2 separate regions of the Mus musculus genome follow, and region 1 is linked to region 2. A link is a loop called in an ENCODE intact Hi-C map of the cell type or tissue named here. Cell type or tissue: heart. All regions are shown on one strand. Each heading gives the region's core, and the rest is flanking DNA. Links, peaks and the distances in the headings are about the cores only.

Region 1 (13,120 bases), core at 2,612-10,611, 370 kb before region 2:
GAGACTTTCCGGGACTCTGAGTGGAGCCCAGTAGAATGCAAAGATCCCTACAGGACAGTGGCAAAGCTGGGCATGGTGGCAACTGTCTAATTCTAGCACTCGGGAAGCAGAGGCAGGAGGATCAGGAGTTCAAGGCCAGCCCCAGCTACATGGCAATTTCTAGGCCAGACTACAGAGACTCTGACAAAATGAGGGAAGGAGGCCACATTAAAAAAAGGGTCACATTAAAAAAGAAACTGGGAAAGTAACATATACTTATAATCCTAACACATTGGAAGCTGAGGCAGGAGACTCACAAGTTCCAGGCCAGCCTGGGTTTCATAGCAAGACAAACATCCATGAATGAGGGGAGATGAGACAATAGAAACCAAGGCCAGAGTCAGGGAGAAATGGAAGGTACCCTGCTGGCTTTGAAGGCAGAAAGAGCAAGGAGTACCACTAGTCACACAGTTCTGGCCACATCAGGACCACTGACCCATTCCTGACCCTCAGCAGCTGCACAGACATGGCTTCAACATGGTTTCAGATCACATGTGACCCACATCAATATTGCCCCCGAGGCAGCCAAGCCCAAGGATATCACCAGGGCACCAGGTGGTGACACAGAACACATATGTTTACATGGAGGTCAGGCTCTATCACGGCCTGGGGCAGCAGCAAGGACCACAGACACTAACAAGGCCTCTAGGGGGCATCGTCGACCAAGGTGGTCCTTCTATTGAAGAGGTCCAATCTAGAAAGTGAACCTTCCTCAGGGGATCCCACAGCCAGGCAGCGCGTTTGGAGCTGAATGTGCATCTGCATAAGCTCCCAGGCTGCTGCGCACGCATGCACGATCCCCCAACCCTACTGGGCATGACAGCATGCGGAGCTTGGCCCTCTCTCTCACCTGTTACCACCATCATGTCTGCAGTTCCACCTCCCCTGCTGCTTCCTTCCTTCCTTCCTTCCTTCCTTCCTTCCTTCCTTCCTCCCTCCCTCCCTCCTTCCCTCTTTCTTTCTTTCTTTCTTTCTTTCTTTCTTTCTCTCTCTCTCTCTCTCTCTCTCTCTCTCTCTTTCTTTCTTTCTTTCTTTCTTTCTTTCTTTCTCTCCCTTCCTCCATCTCTTCCTCCCTCCCTCTTTATTTTCTTTTCTTTCTTCCTTTCTGTCTTTTTCTCTTTCTTTCTTTCTTTCTTTCTTTCTTTCTTTCTTTCTTTCTTTCTTTCTTTCTTTCTTTCTTTCTTTCTTCAAGACAAGGCTTCTCTGTGTAGCCCTGGCTGTCCCAGAACTCACTCTGTAGACCAGGCTGGCCTTGAATTCAGAAATCCACCTGCCTCTGCCTCCCAAGTGCTGGGATTAAAGGTGTGCGCCACCACTGCCTGGCTGCTCCCTTTCTTTATATCTTCCCTACCTCCCCATCACATAGCTGTTCATCATGGTGGTGCCCACCATCCAGGACCATGGTGGGCAGGCCCTGGGTTGTCTTCCTCCTCCTCTTCCTCCTCCTCCCTCTCCTTTCCCTTAGGTAACCTGCGCCCGCCCCCCCTGCCCCATCAATGCATTCTTGTTGGGGATTCTTAGATTCTGTGCCCACTGCTATGATTCTCCCCTGAAACAAGGCAATGGAGCTGCGGTTCCCACTTCTCGAAGACTCTGTTCCTCTCAGGAGCTTTTGATGGCTGCTTTAAGCTTGAACATACCAGACTGGCTTCTGTATCCCACCCAGACGCCCTGCAGTCTCTGGTCTTGCACCCCTCCCCCAGCTTTGCTGTCCACCCCCTACCCCATTGCCTTCTGTCAGCTGTGCTGACCATAGACACTCCACATCCTTCCACCTTTCCCAAATACCACCAGGAAGCCCTTCCACGGCAGCCCTCACCATTTAATAAATGAATTCTGTTCTTCCCGTGCAACACAGGCATGCCTATCTGGGGCCATTGTGTAGCCTGGGCTGGCACTGAACCAGAGCGATCCTACTGCAACTTCCAGACTGCTGGGATGATGGGAGGAAGCCAGGGTGCCTGGCCTATGATTCATCTGACTTATTTTAGAATGATATCTAGTTTCTATGTGGTGTTAGGGATGGACTTGGGGACTTGTGTATGCCAGGAAAACAATACTTGATGAGACATTCTTTGCTTTGAGCACAAAACCGTCAGTGTGTCCATTTAAATAAACAAACTAACAAAAAACCAAGATTTTACTTTTTAGCCCAGGCTAGCCTGGAACTCACTATACATCATTGAGGGTAGCCTTGAACTTGTGACTGTCCTGCCTATCAGCCTCTGGTCTGTGGTGGTTACAGTTAGAGCCATTACACTCAGTTAAAAAGTAGAAACTTTTAAACGGATTTTTAAAAAACCTGTTTATTGATTCTTTGTGAATTTCCCATCATGCACCTCAATCCCACCCATCTCCCCATCTCTCTGTATCTTCCCTATACCCTTGCAAACCCTCCCCCAGATTAAGAAGCAAAGCATCTTGTCGTGAGAGCGTGGTGTGCCACACATCTTTTGTCTACACATCTTTACTTGTGATTCCATTACTCAGTGTTCTGATACAAGGCTCTGGCTTCTGCTAAACAATCCATACTGGATTCTCACAGGACTCCTCTTGATATTCTGTTGTTGTTCTGTGTCATGGAGATCCTGCAGCTTTGGATCTATAGGACCGGCCCCTTCACACACTCCAGCAGTTCAGACATAGGATAGATGTTGGGGTGGGCTAACTCAGAGCCCTGGATCTGGACCTGGGTGGTATCTGGGTTGGTCAGCCTGCCAGTTATCCTGCATCGGCACTGCCAGGGCAAATTGCCCAGGCTAGCTCACCCAGTGCTGCAGACAGAAAGGGTCAGAGCTAGCCCTTCTGCTCTCCTATCCTTGGGACCAGCTCACCCACACCACCAGGGCCGGCTCTCCTGTGCTGCCCGGGAAAGTGCAGGGCCTGCTCCCCCAAGTATTGCAGCTGGTGAGGGGCAGGGCCTCCCTCTCTCATGACCCCAGGGCCAGCTCTTCTGCCTGCCACAGAAGTCAAGGGGCAAGGTCAGAGGGCATCTTCCCCTTGCCCATGAGGAATGGAAAGGAAGGCTTAGAGAATTCCCATGTGTCTTTCACATCCCCAGGCTCCATTGCTAGAGTGGGACCTGGTACAGTGTGAACTCACAGGACACATCACTATCACCCAAGGTATAGAGGTGATATTAGGGCATTGTTCATGGTGTGGAATGTTTTGTGTGTCATTATGGTAACATCAAATAGATAGCATCCTTACCCTAAAATTCCCTTTGGGAAACTGAGGCAGGGATCAGAACTCTCTGTTTCCTTTGGGACTCCTGCCTGATCCCTAGGTCAGGTTGGAACAGCTCTCTTTGAGCAGTGTTCCCAAAAGGAAAACGGAGGTCAATCTAGGGAAAGGTGGTGAGAGTCAGCAGACCCACTCGCTGGCCTCTGTCAGAATCTCTTCTCCTGTTGTGGCTGAATGGTCTCTCTGCGCCCCCTGCACCCCCCAGCTCTGGTCTCTCTGCCCTCCCCCCACCCCCAGCTCTGAGGACTGATTGGCAGGCAGTATGGTTGCGGCTGGTGTCAATGTGATGTCCTCAGGAGGGGAATGGGAGTCTGCGCCTTTAAACACAGATTAGCAGCTCTCTCTTTCCTCCCTATGTGCATCTTCCTTAAAGAGCGAGCTTGTCAAGGTTCGCATCAATAATAGATAATGGGGCTTCACCACGGCAGGTTCCAGCCAGAGGCTGTTTTGATATTTTCTAGAGAATTTGTCAGCAATAGGACAGTGGGGAGAGGATAGAGGAGGGAGGACAGTGGGAGCAGGGGGGAGTAGAGGGAGGGAGTGCTGTAATTAATTTGTCCTCATTTGCATTCCTGCTGCTAAATAATGTATCGATTGGTCTCTGAGTCTCCAGCCCTGGCCCCTCCTCTGGGTCCTGGAGTCCATGAGGGATTACACAGGCCTTTGACAGCGGGGGTGGGGGCAGGGCAGGGCCACCTCAGCAAGGCTTCCAGACACACACACACCCCTCCAGAGCCTGTCCCGGGGACAACCATAGAGGGATGCTCCCTATCATCTGGACTATCCTTGACAGAGATGGTCCTGGACCAAGTGGTCTGCAAAGAAGCTGTTGTAGTCTTGAGGGAGCCCTTGGAATGCTCACACTAAATCTGTTTTATAGCTGGGAAAACAGGCTTGGAGAGGCAAGTACGTTCCACAGCCCACACAGCCAGGGAGTGATGGAGCCAGGATTTGATGTGTAGACTTGGTATCAGGTCAGCATCAAAATCCTCAATGTTCCCTTCACCTGCAGCCCCGAGGAGCTTGCCCGTGCTCCTGGGGAGGTACTCTGTTCTCTAATCAAGGAACTAAGAAGGTGGCTACCTACAGGCGGGTGGCCTTTGGGTGGAGACGAGGTGACTGAGGCCAAGGAGTTTGGACAGTCCATATTCCTCCAGTGTGGAACAGACACTGGAGTGGGCAAGTTGTTAGAGAACACAGTCAGCCTTGACCTTGGGAAGGATGTCCGAGAGACTTATGAAAATGGAATGTGACTGTTTTGTGAGCAGTCAGCACCTGTCACCAGGGGATTTTCATGGAAGCTCTTGTCTGCTGCCAAGGTCATCTTCAGCCAGGTGACAGATCTCTGCTCCAGCTGTGAGTTTGATTCAATTAGCACCCACGTATATGATAGACTATAACACAGCCAGTAAAAGGAGGTTGCTCAAACAGTTTTTTTTTATGCTAAACCTTGAAGCATAGCGTGGGCCTTGGAGAAGCACACCGGACCATCCTGGGAGGATGACAGTTTGCTGTGCCTCTCTAACTGGGGGCTCAAGATAATGGGACTTGGGCTATTTAGTCTTTAAACTGTGTTTCTAAATGTTTTATTACATTTTATTTATTTTGGGGATAGGGCATGTGTGCTATGGCTACACATGGAAGTCAGAGTACAACCCTCGGAAATCAGTTCTCTCCTTCTACTGCCTGGGATTGCCTCTGTTTGCCAGGCTTCGTAGCATGCCCCTTTACCCAACTTAACCATCTTGCCCACCACGAATGGTCCTGCTCTATTCCAAACAGCATCTCTTGTGCACCAGTCTCTGGCAGGAAGTCATTGCTTCCGGGAATGAAGGCTTTTGAATCAGAGGGAGCAGCAGCCTTCGTTGTAGCATCCTCCCTGAGCCTCTAGTGAAAAACATTATGTTTCATGAGCATATATTAGCCAGAGTTCTCTAGAGCAACAGGGCAGGGCTCTCTAGAGGTTTTTTTATTATATCTATCTCCATATATAGAAGTCCATAGATGCGTCATACAGAAATATATAGTTATATATTTTATTTAATAAATGTATGTACACACACACATATGGGATTTATTAGAGTGGCTTTCAGGTTGTGGTACAGTTGTCCATCTATCAACAAAGTCCAAAGAATCCATAGCTGTGCAGCCCACGAGGCTCATGTCTCAGCTGCTCTTCAGTGCACGCTGGAACCCTGAAGGAGGCTTCAATACCACGAAGGAATGGATCAAGCAGGCAAAGAGCAGGAACTTCCTTCTTCCATGCCCTGACCATAGGCTAACCACAGAAGGTGTGGCCCAGACTAAAGGTGGATCTTCCCACCTCAAATGATTTAATTAACCAGGCGTGGTGGCGCACGCCTTTAATCCCAGCACTTGGGATGCAGAGACAGGCGGATTTCTGAGTTTGAGGCCAGCCTGGTCTACAGAGTGAGTTCCAGGACATCCAGGGCTACACAGAGAAACCCTGTCTCAAAAAACAAACAAACAAACAAACAAACAAACAAACAGATTTAATTACAGAAAATTTCTCCCAGGTGTGCCCGGCCTGTAGGGTTTTAGTTAACTCCAGATGTAGTCAAGTTGGCAAACCATCATAGTGTGTGTGTGTGTGTGTGTGTGTGTGTGTGTGTGTGCGTGCACGCGCACATGTGTGTGCGAACATGCATGTATGTGCATGTAGAGATCAGAGATCAGCTTTAAATGTTATTAGGAGCTGTTACAGCACCCCCTTTTTTTCTGAGGCAGGGTCTCTCTGTCTACCCCTGGCTGTCTTGGAACTTTCTGTGCAGACCAGGCTGGCCTTGAACTCACAGAGATCCTCCCGCTTCTGTCTCCAGAGTGCTGGGATTAGAGGCGTTCACCACTATGACTGTGAACCCCAACCCCTTGCTTTTTTTGCATCAGGGTCTCTCGCTGGGGCCCAAGGCTGCCTGATTAGGCTGGTCTGGCGGGCTAGTGAGGGCTGTCTGTCTCTACCTCCCCATTGCTGGGTTACATTTATGCTCCCATACCCAGCATTAACCATGGGTTCTGGGATTCAGACTCAGGCCCCTGTGCTTGTGTGTCAAGCGCTTTGTCTACTGAGCCATCTCTCCAGTCTCTCATGTTAAATCTCTGGACCACCCTGACAGAAGGCACACTGGATTAGTTCTTCCTGTCTGACATTTCCTGCCCCCCTTTTCAGTATAGACAGGAAGGAAGGAACAGTCCTTCCTTCTCCACCAAGTCCTGGGGATGCTGTGGGGATGGGGTACCGGCCTCGTGCCTACCTTCTCCTAGGAAGACGTTCTGTGGCTCACTCACTCAGGGTCACATATTCAGTAAAGGGCCCTGATTTTGTGGATGATGTCATGGTTCTTTTCCTATCCTCACACCGGATGTGCCAGGGGTCCAGTCATGGATGATGTGATCTGATAGAGCTAGATTTTGGGTTGTTGCCTCTGTCAGGTTCAGGGCCATCCCGTCCTTCCTGTGGAACCAAACCATCTTCATCCCTGCTCTGAACCCCCTGTTCTTTTCTGGGTTTTCATTCCTGCCTCCCTTCCTGTTAGGGCTGCATCGGGGAGAGGCACTTCTGCAAGACAATGTGTTGTCAGAGGCCGGATCAGTTCCAGTCTGACATCTGGGGCCACATAGGAGCCTTCTTTTCAAGGCAGCATAGGCCTCTACCGTCTGTGTTTCAGGAGAGATTTAGGGGCTAACATGCATGAGGTAGGTGGAATTGGACTCACCAACTATTGCTGGGATCCCCTCTCTGCTTATAAAATCTCTGGCTGGCTAGTTAGTTCACTTAAAGCTACCAGGTTTAATGCTGTATGCCTAAGTGAAGCCGGAATAGCAACACCCCATTTCACAGATAAGAAAACTGAGGCCTGAAGAGGATAAGTGACCCAATAGCTCAGTGCCTGGGTTTGGAGCCTAAACTGGAAAGCTCAGGCTGGAAGACAGGGGAAGCAAGAAGAGAACCACTCTGTTGAGGACACATGGTGGAGGCTGCCATGAGTCACCCGACAGGGACCTGAGCACCTATGAGCTACGGGCTCATCTTCCCAGGCATCCTCAGAACTCAGGGTGGCTTGTAGAACTATGGACACACGCTAGAAATTGAGTTTACAGATCTATACAGATTTAATAGAGGACACTGGGGGAGGCGGAAATGGAGTTTACAGACAAACATGTAGTTACAGCTGTAAAGATAATGATAGAGCAATCATCTTGTTTGTCTGTTCAGCAATGTCCGCTGAGCCCTGTGGAGACAGCAGGCGGGGCTCTGGAGTTACGCAGAGGAAAGAGGTGCAGTATCCACTTGTGACCACAAGGGGAGCCCTAGGGCCGAGGGCAGAGCAGGTGGCTGCTTTGGGGCCAGAAGAAAGCAGCAGACTAGAAATGGTCTCAGAGGAAGCCCTTGATGCAGCCGGGCAGATGTGGGTTAGGAAAGGACCTTTGAAAGGGGAGAGGCCTGAGGGTCTCTGCTATACACAGACAGACACACACACACAGAGACACACACACAGAGACAAAGACAACAGACATACACACAGAGACACACACACAAAAACAACAGACATACACACAGAGGCAGACACAGACACACACACACACACAGACACAGATAGATACACACACACAGATTGATACACACACACACACACACACACAAGCTATTACATGGAAGTATAATTAAGACGCAATGAAATTCCATATGGTAGAATCTCTCAAACCATTTTACATTACAACACAACATTGCCATCTACAAAGCTGTTTACTGTTCTCTTGAAAACTATGTGACTGAGTTACATAAATAAGTCAGGCTGGAAAGGTGGCTCAGTGGTCAAGACCACTTGACTCTCTTCTGGAGAATATGGGTTCAATCCCCAGCACCCACATGGTAGGTCAGCACTATCTGTGATCCAGCTCCAGGGGCTCTGACTCCTTCTTCTGGCATCTGAGGGAACCTTCACAAGTGTGGCATGGATGCACACACGCACACACGCACACGCACACACACACACACACAGAGGCACACACACACCCAAAAAAATTACAAAAAAAGGGCTGGTGAGATGGCTCAGTGGGTAAGAGTACCCGACTGCTCTTCCAAAGGTCCAGTGTTCAAGTCCCAGCAACCACATGGTGGCTCACAACCATCCGTAACAAGATCTGACTCCCTCTTCTGGTGTGTCTGAAGACAGCTACAGTGTACTTACATATAATAAATAAATAAATCTTTTTTAAAAATTACAAAAAATATCTCACGTTTTAAGTGAGTTTATAGTTTTGTTTGGGGCTGCACACATCGCTATCCTCAGCTGTATGTGGTCCATAGGCTGCAGGAGGCACACGCCAGGCACAGGCCAGCTCCCTCTGCCCTTCTAGGCAAGGTTCTCCTTTACCCTCTGATACCATGGGCCACTTTGTCTGCTCTAGGCAGGTGCCATTGAGATGAGCCATATCTCTTTCCAAGAGTCACTTGTGAAATTGTGTGAATCAGTCACCTTTTCCTCGCTGGGCCACATCCCATAACAGGACATTCGTTTCTGTTTCTGCTCTGCCTTGCTAATAAGACACTTGGGGCTGTTTCTAGGTCCTGGCCATTCTGGATAAAGATCCCATGAACCTCCTGAGAAACCTTCCCAGGTAGGCACATGCATTTTATTTGTCCTGGGACTACTGTCTTGTTTACGGAAAAGGAGGTTCCCACTTGAGGCTTCCTGTTCTATCTGATACAAATCTCTCATGCTCTGTACTATATCAATCGACCTGGGGAGATGGATAAGGTCAAAATATGTGCCTCTGCCCTGAATGGGCTTGCATTCAAGTGGTCTGGATGAAATCATTACAGGAAGTTGTCAGGAACTGAGAATGAAATCTGGTAATGGTGATAATGGCTATGATGGTGATGTTAGTGGTGATAGTGATGAGATGGTGGTGGCAGCGATGACAGCAAACCATGACGGTCAGGACCTGGGCTGGTGCATACGCTCTCATGAGGTGCTAGGCTGGGGTTTCAGCCAGGAGACATTATTAGCTCTGTCTTTTTTTTTTTTTTTTTTTTTTTTTTGAGACAGGGTTTCTCTGTATAGCTCTGGCTGTCCTGGAACTCACTTTGTAGACCAGGCTGGCCTTGAACTCAGAAATCCGCCTGCCTCTGCCTCCGGAGTGCTGGGATTAAAGGCATGCGCCACCACGCCTGCCTTAGCTCTGTCTTTCTGGAGATGCAGCAACAGGGAATTCTGTGATGCAGGACTACTGTGAACACAGAGCCCACACAGTAGGGAGCGTAGCTTGGGGTCCTTCTCACCTGCTCGTCCTCATGCAATCCTAAGCAGGGATCCAGGATGCTCAGCTGGCCCCAGGTCAGACTGAAACCACATCCTGGAAAAACATGGTACTTTTGATTGATCTGTGACCTGCAGAGATGGATCAGGAAAGGGCTTGCTGTGCAGGCATGAGGACCTGAGTTCCATCTTCAGAAGCCAAGCAAGAGATGTGTGTGGTAGCATGTTCATAACCACAGAGCTGGGTGTCAGAGGCGCTCAGGGGCCAGCTGGCTGAGTTTAACTAGGCTCAGGGAAAGAACCTGTTTCAATAATGGAGCTGGGGAGATGTTCAGTGGTTAGGAACACTTGATCCCCTTTCAGAGGACCTGGGTTGGGTCAGCACCCACATGGTAAGTCACAACCCTCTGTAACTCCAGTTTCAGGGGATCTGATGCCTCTTCAGCCTGTTCATGTCTACTCTTATTACAGCACGCATATGGTACACATAACATATCTGCAAGCAAAGCATTCATAAGTGTAGAATCAAAATAAATCTAGAAATTAAAATGAAAAATAAGATGGAGAGTGATTAAAGAACATACCTGACGTTGATCTCTAACCTCCATATGTATGTGTGCACCCATGAATGTACACATTTCAGCCTCTAGAGTACCAGCCCTTCCAGTGCCTTGACTTTTAACCTCTGGCCTCCTGAGTGGTAAATTTGGTTCCTTTACGTTAAACATCCGCTTTATGGGAAATCACTGCTGCAGCCCTGAGATAATACACACAGAGCCAGGAAGCCTCTGTGCCCTCACTGTGGACTCAGCTTCCTCTCTTTTAAGTCTTTGCTGGAACTAAGGAGACGTTTCCTCTTTAGCCTCCTCAATGCTGCAGCATCCCCTGTCTCTGACCTGGCCTTGCGCTTTCCGTGGCACTGATTCTCTTTCAGCATTCTTGATGGTCTATTTGTTGATGACGTTTTGCTAGGAGAGAGCCCTGTGCAGGTGGGGTCCAGGTTCCTGCTGTGTCTCCAGCACCTGGTGCAGAAACTATCCCTTTACCCCCATGCTGTATGAGTGATTGATGGATGCTTGGATGGATGCTTGCACACTGTAGCAACTTGGTAGTTCCATCTGTGGTCCAGATGCCCAGTCCTTGCTCAGTAAACTTGCCCCAGAAGACACTAACTGGTGAGCTAAGCTTGGGGTAGAAACCCTCCTCCCAACAATGGATCCCAGAGATCATTTTTGCTTAGCTTGGCTTTTCTCTGGCATCCATGATAAGCATGAAGCTTAATTGGTCTCATAGAGCCATAGTCTAGGCAGTCTCTCTTATTACTTCCTTGGCCCACTGAAACTTTTTAGTCCAAATGCAACAAGAATCACCATCTCTGTCAGGAAGGGAAAGAAGCTTCCGGTCACTGGACATTCAGCCCATGAGAAATGAGGACACTGGCTGGGATGCTCTGAGGCCAGGGCTCTAGGCTCCCTGGTTATGGGACTTCTAAGCTCTCTCTGTGGGTATCTGAACTGTACTGTCCATCGCTGTCCTGGGTGCCGAGCCAGCCCAGGAGCATGCAGGGCTCTAATGTCATACAACCCTTCCCCAGGCTTTTGTGTGAATGGACCTCCTCTGGCTTGAGTGCCACAGTAGCGTTGATACTTGGCTGTGCCATCTACTCAGCCCTACATAGCCAAGGACAGCCTTGAACTTCTGATCCCCCTGCCTTTACATCCCAAGGGTTAGGTCAACAGATATGCGGCGACTTCCTGCATGCTTGATAAGCACTCTGCCAACTGAGCTACAACCCCAGCTCCAGGTTCACTGCCAGGACCTCAGTCAATGTTCAGTACGCAACAAGGATACCAGTTCAGCCAACTCCCCCCTCAGTTTCACCAGCCTCTTCAGGCCACTACATGAGCCTGGATTACAAGAGCTTGTTCATGCAGACACTCACTGTAGAGACAGCTAACATTAGCTCTTTTTATTTTTTTAAGATATGTGAGAACACTGTAGCTGTCTTCAGACACACCAGAAGAGGGCATCAGATCCCATTACAGATGGTTGTGAGCCACCATGTGGCTGCTGGGAATTGAGCTCAGGACCTCTGGAAGAGCAGTCGGTGCTCTTAACCACTGAGCCATCTCTCCAGCCCCCTAGTGCCATCTCTTTTATCAAGCTCTGTCAGAACCAGTTCCTTCTCCATCCAGCCTACGTGTAGACTTGCCCTCCCCCAGCCCTTCTTCCCACATGTTTGTCTTTGTGCTAGCGACTAACCCCAAGACCCTTGGCTCACACTTGGTCCATCACTGCCCTGAGCTTGGTTTTAGCCTTAAATGCAAAGTGGTGGAGGCTGCTGTTGGCCCATTCTACAGATGGCAGTGCTGTAGCCTTGAGAAGTGACAGAGGTTCATGTAGACCTTGCTTCCCAGAGCTGCCCTTCCCTTATGCTGAGCACCATAGAGGGGAAGGGCTACCTGGACCCTAGTGAGGGACGTAGGTTCTATGGCTGGAGCTCCTGGGAGGAGACGAGAGGAGTTGGCTGTGCTCCTCAGACCTGGAGCACAAGAGTCAGGGAACACCTGCCCTTCCAGAATTTGGGGATGAAGCTCCACCTCTGTGGATCTCTGTACCAGGAGCTTTCCACGGAGATCTCTGGCCCAGCCTGGTGCGAGAGTTCCAGTGAAGGGAAATGAGCATGGGCAGGGAGGGGAAGTTGCTTCCACCGCTTCTGCTGCTGCAGGGGGCTCCATCTTCATCTCTGCTGTGCCTTCCCAGTGACTTGCTTACTATGTGCTGCCCTGCACTGAGTCTGGTCGGGCTGGGCCTATGAGAGGCCGACTAGCCAGTGAGCAGTGCAGTGGAGCTTCAGGTGGCGGCGCTTCGGGAGAGCAGATCTCTTCCCAAGTGCTATGGCTCTTAGGACAGAAGGCTAGGGTGACAGAATAGTTTTCACACACCTTTAATTCCCTGCATAGGACTTATATACAGTTTTGGGGGTGATTCAGGGTTCGACAGCAGGTACCTCTCATTGGCTTGGACTGAGAGCTTGGGGGAAACCTTATTTGCATGTGGGAGGGCTTGGTGCTGCTCCTACATGACTGATTGCCATGTACTTCTCCTGCCGAGGGTGGGGGGTTGTGGGGGCTGTAACTGTGACAGGAGCCAGGGGCCCAGGAGGTGTGGTCAAACACCTTCCATCCCATGCAGGCAGAAATCACCACCCACCATGTCACATGGGTTCCAAACCTTTGCTCAACCGAGGACCAGGCTGTCTGCACAGCCCACCGCCCCATACACCTTGGTCACCATCACATTGCCTCTCACCTGCAGTCTCTGAAGACCTCCAATTCACACCTAGCACAGGTTCTTGCCCAGGGGTAGGGGCCACTTCACAAACACTGGCTCAATTCATTCCCTCTGCGCCAGCTCAGAAGTGAGGAACTGAGAGCAGAGAAAGCCCTAGAGGTTTAATAAAGGCACACCCCTCAGTCTCCATCTTGGACTGAGTCTGTTTTCTGCCTCTCTCTGTGAATCTCAGAAGCCTTTCTAAGGCATTCAGAATTTAGCTT
Region 2 (8,000 bases), core at 1-8,000:
AAGGCTAGTGCCCCCCCCCCGACACTTTCTGGGGTTTCCTCATTTAGCCCTGCCCCAGGAAGATCCTTGTCCCATTACATAAATGGGAAACTGAGGCCTAGAGGTTAAGAAATGGATGGGGCTGGGTCTGACAGTACATGCCTTTAGTCCCAGTACTCAGGAGGCAAAGCAGGTTGATCTCTGAATTCCAGGCTATTGTGGGATACATAGAGAGTTCCAGAGCAGTCAGGGCTATGTAGAGAGACTTTGTCTTGAGAGACAGACAGACAGACAGACAGACAGACAGAGACAGAGAGAGAGACAGTGAGAGAGAGACAGTGAGAGAGAGAGACAGAGAGAGACAGAGAGAGAGAGACTGCATATACCCATCACAGGGCTAAGATAGAGGAAATAGAAACTCATAAGTGTTGGTGAAGACTTAGAACAACCTGCATGGCTGATGAGAAAGGGAATGCCCAGCTCTGCTGAGAACAGTATGATGATGCCTGAAAATGTTGAATTAACAGAATAACATGTGACCCAGTGGTTCTCCTTCTGATCCACCAAAAAGAACTTAAAGCAAGGACCTAACAGGTACCTATATACCATGTTACATCAGCAGGCTCACCATAGCCAGTGATGCAAACAGCCCAAGGGTGTTTTGGAAAATAGATAAATGCAAGGTAGTATAGACATGTGGTGGAATATTATTCAGTCTTATAAAAGGAAAGAGCAGTATGTGGTGGAGAACCTGTACAGTCCCTGCATTAGGAGATAAAGGAAGGATTCTGAGTTTAAGGTCAACCTGGGCTCTGTAGTGGGACCCTCTCTCTAAATGTGTGTGTGTGTGTGTGTGTGTGTGTGTGTGTGTGTGTGTGTGTTGAAATCACAGCTAAGTGATGGCGCACTTGCCTACCACCTGGATTCTATCCTCAGAACCACACAAAAATGAAAATGGAAAGATGGATGGATGGTGGACAGATGGGTATATGGATGGGTGGATGGATGGATGGATGGGAGGACAGATGGATGGATGGATGGGAGGACAGATGGATGCCGAATGTATGATAGATGGGCAAATGAACATATGGGTGGATGGGATGATAAGTAGACAGATAAATAGGTGAGTGGATAGATAGAGATGTAGGTGGGTGGATAGATAGAGAGGTAGGTGGGTAGATAGGTAGAGAGGTAGGTGAGTGGATAGATAGAGAGGTAGGTGGGTGGGTAGATAGCTGTGTATGTAGACAGATAGGTGGGTGGGTAAGTGGCTGGATAGCTGGCCTCCATATTGTACTGCCCAGGTAAAAGTCTGGTATGAGCCGTTAGAACAAGAGAACTAACCTGTTTGTCCTCCTTTCCACCTCTGAAGAATGGAGACAGGAGCTATGAGGTTTAAATGAGTCTGTCCCTAAAGGGAGTGTAGAAGTGCTCAGGCCTCTTGGGAGCAGGAGTCAGAACCAGCCATCATGGGCAACTAGAAGGAGTCCTGGGTTGCAGGGAGCCAAAAGGTTTTCTACCTGTATCCGTGGGCTCTTAGGAGGGCAGAGCATCTGAAGACTCCAAAAAAGTGTGTTCTTAGAGTTTGCATGTGAGGTCTGCTCAGGAAAGGGCCCACATGAAACTCATATTAAAAGGCCCCTGGCCCCCAAACTCCTGGCCAGTCTCTGGCCAGACAATCTGGTTTCTGTTTGACATCCTTTATTTATTTAGTGCATGCATTTGGTGTGCATGTGGTGTGATAAAAGACCCTGATAAAAAAAAATATCGTGAAAGAGAAGGGATTTATTTTAGCTCACAGGTCAAGGCTGCAGTCCATCATAGTGGGAAGTCAACAGAAACTTGGTCACATGACACCATAGTCAGGAATCAGAGAAAGATGAGTGTGTGCTGCTTAAGTAGTCCAAAATCCCTGCCCAAAGTGGTCCTGCCTGCAATCTAGACGGATCTTCTCCCATTAGCGATAATCCCTCCCGGGCATCCTCAAAGCTATTGCTAGCCTTGAGAATTGTCCAGGTGCAGGAGGCTCTAAGGGCTCAAGGACTCGGTGACAGTGGTTGAGATGTGGTGAGGGGGCACAAGAGGGGAGTGTAGCAGGCAGAGCTGGGTGGCAGAGGTCCCTGTAGCTAAAGGGAGCAGTGGTTTTAGTCTGAGGAAAGGTGAGGTGGGGCTGTGAGAAGGCCTGGCCTGGCCTGGCCTCCAATCTTAGTGACAAAGGCAAAGAAAGACTCAGAGAGCATGTGAGACCAAGCCCCATGGCAGCCATGACTGAGTCTGATGATGGAAGGTAGTCATGGAGTGGACCACCTCAGGACGGCTTCTGTGGGATGGAAAGAGTTAGTGGGAGTGAGCTGCGGAGGGCTTCTCACTCCTGGGTTTCTGACTTGAGGGGCCGTGTGGATAAGGATTTTAACTAGTCAAACAGGGACAGCTGAAGGAAGAAGTTCCTGAAGGGAATTTTAGAAACATATGTGTGCACATATCTGTGCGTCTGTGCATGTGTGTGCACATGTGTGGGAAGGAAACCTTCGATCTAGGGAAGGATCTTCCTGGGGAAGGCAAAACACAAAGGAGGTAGTTGCGGGTCCCAGAGAGAAGTGGCCCAAGGTGACTTCACTCTCTGAGAACCTGCAGGTTAGCTCATGTTGGTGCAGACTGTGCTGGGTTCAAGGGAAGCAGTCGCTGCAGCTGCAGGGACTGTCATCTGAGCACGGGAGGCTTTGTCTGGCTTCCTAATGGGTAACAAGATTTATCAGTGGGACTGCAGAGGTGATGTATATCAGGCACTTAATAGAAAAGGGCTTGCACAGAAGCCCAAATTTGATTTAGCCAATTAACTCAATTGCTGGCCATCCGCTCCAGGAGGAGCTGCAGCCCACATCTGTCCCCATTACCTTGGCATCACTCAGCCTTTCTGCTCACTGCAGGCCCCTCAGCCTGCAGTGTAACGTCCCCCTCCTCCACAGGCGCTCAAGTCTTGATTGACAGTGTTCTTTGGACCCAGTCTCAGGTCCCCCCAGCCCTGAGACTTGTGTCTCGCTGGTTTGCTTCAGCTCGCTGTGGTCATGGCCACAGATGTATTAATGCCCTACTGGCCGCTTGGGTCCTTCAGCTTCAATCCTGACTTTTCTCTTGCTTTAAGTCCAGATGGCCTGTCCCCAATATCACAGATCCCACCAAAGATGCAGACTTCCCACCCACCAGTGGCCCAAGGCCACAGATCATGGGTCTCATTAGCCTGGGTCCAAACTGGGACAGTGGTGGGAATTAACACAACCTTGAAGCCTACCCAGCCCTCCACCCAGCCACACCCCTCCCCCCTATAGACCTCATAAAAGAAGTGTCCTGATGGCCACTCTTCCTTCATCCCTCAGAGCGGTCACCTAGCCAGCCAGCGTAGAGTTGGAATCTGCCCTGTGATAACCAAAGGCCCATCAAAAATTTCTCCATCCGGGCAGTGGTGGCACAAGCCTTAAATCCCAGCACTTGGGAGGCAGAGGCAGGCGGATTTCTGAGTTCGCTATTCAGAGAAACCCTGTCTTGAAAAAAAAAAACAAAACAAAACAAAAAGAAAAAAGAAAAAAAAAGATTTTCCCCAAATAGAAGAGGAATGTTCCTCTCGGTGAGGGAGGAAGGCGCTGCCTGCTGCCTTAAAGCACTAGCTTTGCTTCCAACTTTGTTATCCTCAGGGTTAGAACCCGTAACTGTGGCCTTGCCTGACCTCCTGTGTGACAACATGTGGCCATTTGGGGAGAGAACTAGTTTTGGGGACCACTTATGCAGAACCCTTTCTGCAGTGAGTTGCTTCAGAAGACAGGATGAGCACTCCCCTGCTTCCCACACAGACACCCCACCCTGCTTCCCACACAGGCACCCCATTTGGGAGATGTATGATCCCCTTGGGGCTCAGTCTTTGTGGGGAGCCAGACCTGGGTCTCCATTCTGCCTATCTCCAGCACCCCTTGTTCCGTGCTCACCCAAACTCCCTGCAGCCTCCTCTTTGCCCCAAGGAGCAGGTGACATCACTCACTGGCTTGGGAGCTGACCTACATTTTGCAGCCCTCCCGTCTGGGAGTCGCTCCAACACCCGCTTCTCTTGCCCAGAGGAGAGAAGGGCCGGCTCACGATTTTTGTGACATACTGGTGCCAGGCTGGGGCCCAGATGGTGCCCCTACTGGTAACTCCTGGGCATCGCCTGCCCCTCCCTGCTGGGCAGGGCACGCTCAGGCCTGGCACAGGCCAGAGCCCCCGTGGTCCTCCATGTGGCTGTCAGACACCCAGCTGGGCCTGCCACGTGTCCTGAGAGCTAGGCTTGTCTGGTGTGTGCCTTCCCTGGGAGGTGAACCTGGCCCTGTCTTGGAAATGTTATGTTCTCCAGGGGCTGACTCGGGACCTGTCAGCTCCAGAGAAAAGACGAGGAAGGCAAGAGCACAGACACCCTGCAGTCTATGGGAGTCATCAGGGCTAGGTCTAGCAGGTGAGTGGGTGCACCCTACAGGAAGCTGAGGGGGCGGGGGGCACAGGTCAGAGCAGAGGGCATGTCTTGGCCACATGGTAAGCAAGGGTGGCAGGTGAAAAACAGAACATCTCAGGTCCGAGCTTTAGAGGAACAGAAATAGTGCTTAGTCTCTGGCGCGCAAATATGTGGACAGAAAGCATTCATTATTTATGTAAAATTCAAATACAACCTGGAATTCTGCATTTTTGTTGTTTTTAACACAGAATCCTCCTGTGTTGCCGAGGCTGGCTTCAAACCTTTGACTGAAGCCATCCTCTTAGATAGCAAGGAGACCAGGCATGCCTCATAGCTCGCAGCCAGCAACCAGCGTCTTCATTCCCTGTGTGTTCTTCCCAGAGGCTCGGGGCTCCATATAGAAGTGATTTCAAGAGATTAGAAGCTATGTCCTCCACCCTATAGGGGACCCTAGAGGCCTCAAGCCAGTCACATCTGCTTTGATGTCTGGCTGGCCACTGAGATATGGGGCTGTCCCTTGGGGCCACCGGGAAAGGCTGGAAAGTACAGCTTTCTCACCCCACTGGCCTTTGTGCTTGTTGGCTGTCAACCATAGCAAATGTTACTTTCCTGAGCCCAGCTATCTCCATAGACCTGCCTATTTTCTCCCATAGTAAGATCCTGCTGCTAGGTCCACAGACCACTGGCTACCCAGACACTGGCCACCATGTTCGCACAGCATTGGGACCTCTCCTCCCTCTCCGCTCCTACCCTCCTCCCTCTCCTGAGTAGCCAGGCAGTATGTTAGGCACTTAGGAAAATTTAATGACAAGACTGAAAATCCAAGGTCTGATCCAACCACTCCTTTCATAACTGAGACCCAGAGAAATAACTCTTCAAGGTCACACAGCAAATCAACCCCAAGGTCTGGACCAGAAGATAGTTGCTGCATCAGCATCGAGAGAGCGGCCCTCCTCCCCCTAACCCCTGTCATCCTAGTGGTGAGGACAGGTATGGCTGGCCCACCCCCACTGTCCCTTTCCTCATGATTAAATAATTTATTCTGATGGCTGAGCCTAGAAGAAGTTAGTAGAAGGGAAGGCAGCCTGGACCAAAGTTTTCTGGTGAACTGGTTTTCAAGGTCAGAATCGGTGAAGAGACCCTTGGGAGAAAAGATTCCTCCATAAAGGAGAACCATGTGAGCCAAGAGTGTAGCTGGGGACCTGGGCCACCCGCAGGGTCTGGACAAGAGCCCTGCCTGGAGGTCATGCTCAGAGAGGCCAGGCCTCACAACTCTTCCACAGCCCTCTGCTGCCCCCCAGAGACCTGAGTGCTGGCCTTGACCTATGGAGTCCCTGCCTTCTCACACAGGAGTGGGGCCTTGTGGGTATTCTCCGGATTTGGTTAATAATGCAGGTGCTGGTGGGTAGCAAGGCTTCGAGTTACTCACGTGCTTGCTTATTTATTTTCCTTACGTCATCTCCCAAGGGTCTCCTAGATTAGAAAAGGAAAATCACAGGACAAAGGCCTGAGCTGGGGGAAGAATGTGTCTGTGTCTGTGTCTGTGTCTGTGTCTGTGTCTGTGTCTGTGTCTGTGTCTGTGTCTGTGTCTGTGTCTGTGTCTGTGTCTGACTGTGACTGTGTCTGTGTCTGTGTCTGTGACTGTGTCTGTGTCTGTGCCTGTGCCTGTGCCTGTGCCTGTGTCTGTGTCTGTGTCTGTGTCTGTGTCTGTGTCTGTGTCTGTGCCTGTGTCTGTGTCTGTGTCTGTGTCTGTGTCTGTGTCTGTGTCTGTGACTGGGATGGGGTGGGGCAGATGCACTTCTGGGAGCTTGTGTCTGTCTGAGAGCCAATTAGACCTCGGGCCACAGCCCAGATGTCTGGTCTCCCTGATAACCCAGACATAAAGGGAATCTGTGTTCCCATCATACAGATGCTCAAACGGAAACCCAGACGGACTGATAACGTATGCACCTGGGCTGAGCAGAAGCCCTGCCCACTGCTGTGCGTCCCCCCCATGTCTACCTTGACTCTAAGGCATTGGGAGATCAGCCATGGAGAGCAGCTGCGGGTCTAGCTGATGTTTGGACTCCAGCCTGGTACCATGTACCACTGTGGGAGGGCTCTCAGAACTTCTTTCCAGGCCTCAGTTTCCCCATCTGCATATTTGGGTGGAAATAGGTTGCAAGAGCTTATAGGGTGGTTCTCACACAAAGTGGGAGCTTCAGGGCCAGCTGTCTTTGAAGGCTGGAGAGAAGGAGGCTCTGATGGAGCAGACGTTGCCAGCGAGCCTATTCTGGGGTCGCCGTCACTCCCCTGACCCACCCACATGCACTCTGTCCATTCACTGGCCTAAGCTCTGCTGGATGGAGTTCACCTACCGGAAATGCATGCACCCATTTAAAGTGGGCTTCAGTGCCCCTAACAACTCATAGAGGTCTAGAGAAAAACAGGTTTGGGGGCTGGAGAGATGGCTCAGTGGTTAAGAGCACTGACTGCTCTTCCAGAGGTCCTGAATTCAATTCCCAGCAACCACATGGTGGCTCACAACCATCTGTAATGGGATCCAATGCCCTCTTCTGGTGTGTCTGAAGACAGTTACAGTGTATTCATATAAAATAAATAAATCTAGGGGAAAAAAAGTAGAAAATCCATAGCCGGCTGGTGAGGTGGCACCTGCCATGCCTAACAATGAGACTTCCATCCCTGGGTTGCACATGGCTAAAGGAGAAAACTGACTTTTGAAAGCTGTTCTCTGGCCTCCACACATGCTCCGTGACCTCCACATATATGCCGTAGCATTTGCACACACAAAATAAATAAATGTAATGTTAAAGTTTTCAACCTCAGCTACATAGGGAGTTTGAGGCTAGCCTGGGTTATATGAGACCATCAAAAAGAACACTCAGTCAGGCAGTGGTGGCACACGCCTTTGATCCCAGGACTCAGGAGGCAGAGGCAGGCTGATCTCTGAGTTGGAACAATTACAGGACAGAGAAACTCTGGAAAAAAACAAAAAAGAAAAAAGAAACAACTCCCCCCATAAGGTCTCTCTACATAGACCGGCTGGACTGAAACTCACTATGTAACTATGTAGCCCAGGCTGACCTAGAACACAGTGTGTGCCAGCACACCTGAAAATTTTAGGACATTGTACTGGCTGGTTTTGTGTGTCAACTTGACACAGGCTGGAGTTATCACAGAGTAAGGAGCTTCAGTTGGGGAAGTACCTCCATGAGATCCAACTGTAAGGCATTTTCTCAACTAGTGATCAAGGGGGAAAGGCCCCTTGTGGGTGGTGCCATCTCTGGGCTGGTAGTCTTGGGTTCTATAAGACAGCAGGCTGAGCAAGCCAGGGGAAGCAAGCCAGTAAGTAACATCCCTCCATGGCCTCTGCATCAGCTCCTGCTTTCTGACCTGCTTGAGTTCCATTCCTGACTTTCTTGGTGATGAGCAGCAATCTGGAAATGTAAGCTGAATAAACCCTTTCCTCCCCAACTTGCTTCTTGGTTTGTGCAGGAATAGAAACCCTTACTAAGACAGACATCTTCACCACCTAGGAGGAAATACT

Evidence for each region. A loop is a pair of places that touch in the nucleus more often than their neighbours do. Peaks named below come from ENCODE experiments on the same cell type or tissue, not always from the same donor. Only the 100,000 strongest peaks of a DNase experiment are listed, where the experiment ranks them.
Region 1: it touches region 2 in a loop (2.2-fold over the local background); 14 of 42 quality-filtered maps call a loop at or near these places.

What each region holds. Positions count from the first base shown.
Region 1 is chr2:29,577,052-29,590,171 of GRCm38, reverse strand. No RefSeq gene overlaps it. Among named protein-coding and RNA genes, the nearest start is that of Rapgef1, 36 kb to the left of the region's middle. In heart, for the core only: a CTCF peak has its summit at 7,588; a DNase peak (open chromatin) is centred at 7,571; H3K27me3 peaks cover 243 bases.
Region 2 is chr2:29,214,238-29,222,237 of GRCm38, reverse strand. The region is part of intron 2 of Ntng2 (netrin G2); the gene reads left to right. Among named protein-coding and RNA genes, the nearest start is that of Ntng2, 30 kb to the left of the region's middle. In heart, for the core only: CTCF peaks have their summits at 4,147 and 5,744 (motif pointing left); DNase peaks (open chromatin) are centred at 4,087 and 5,717; H3K27ac peaks cover 591 bases.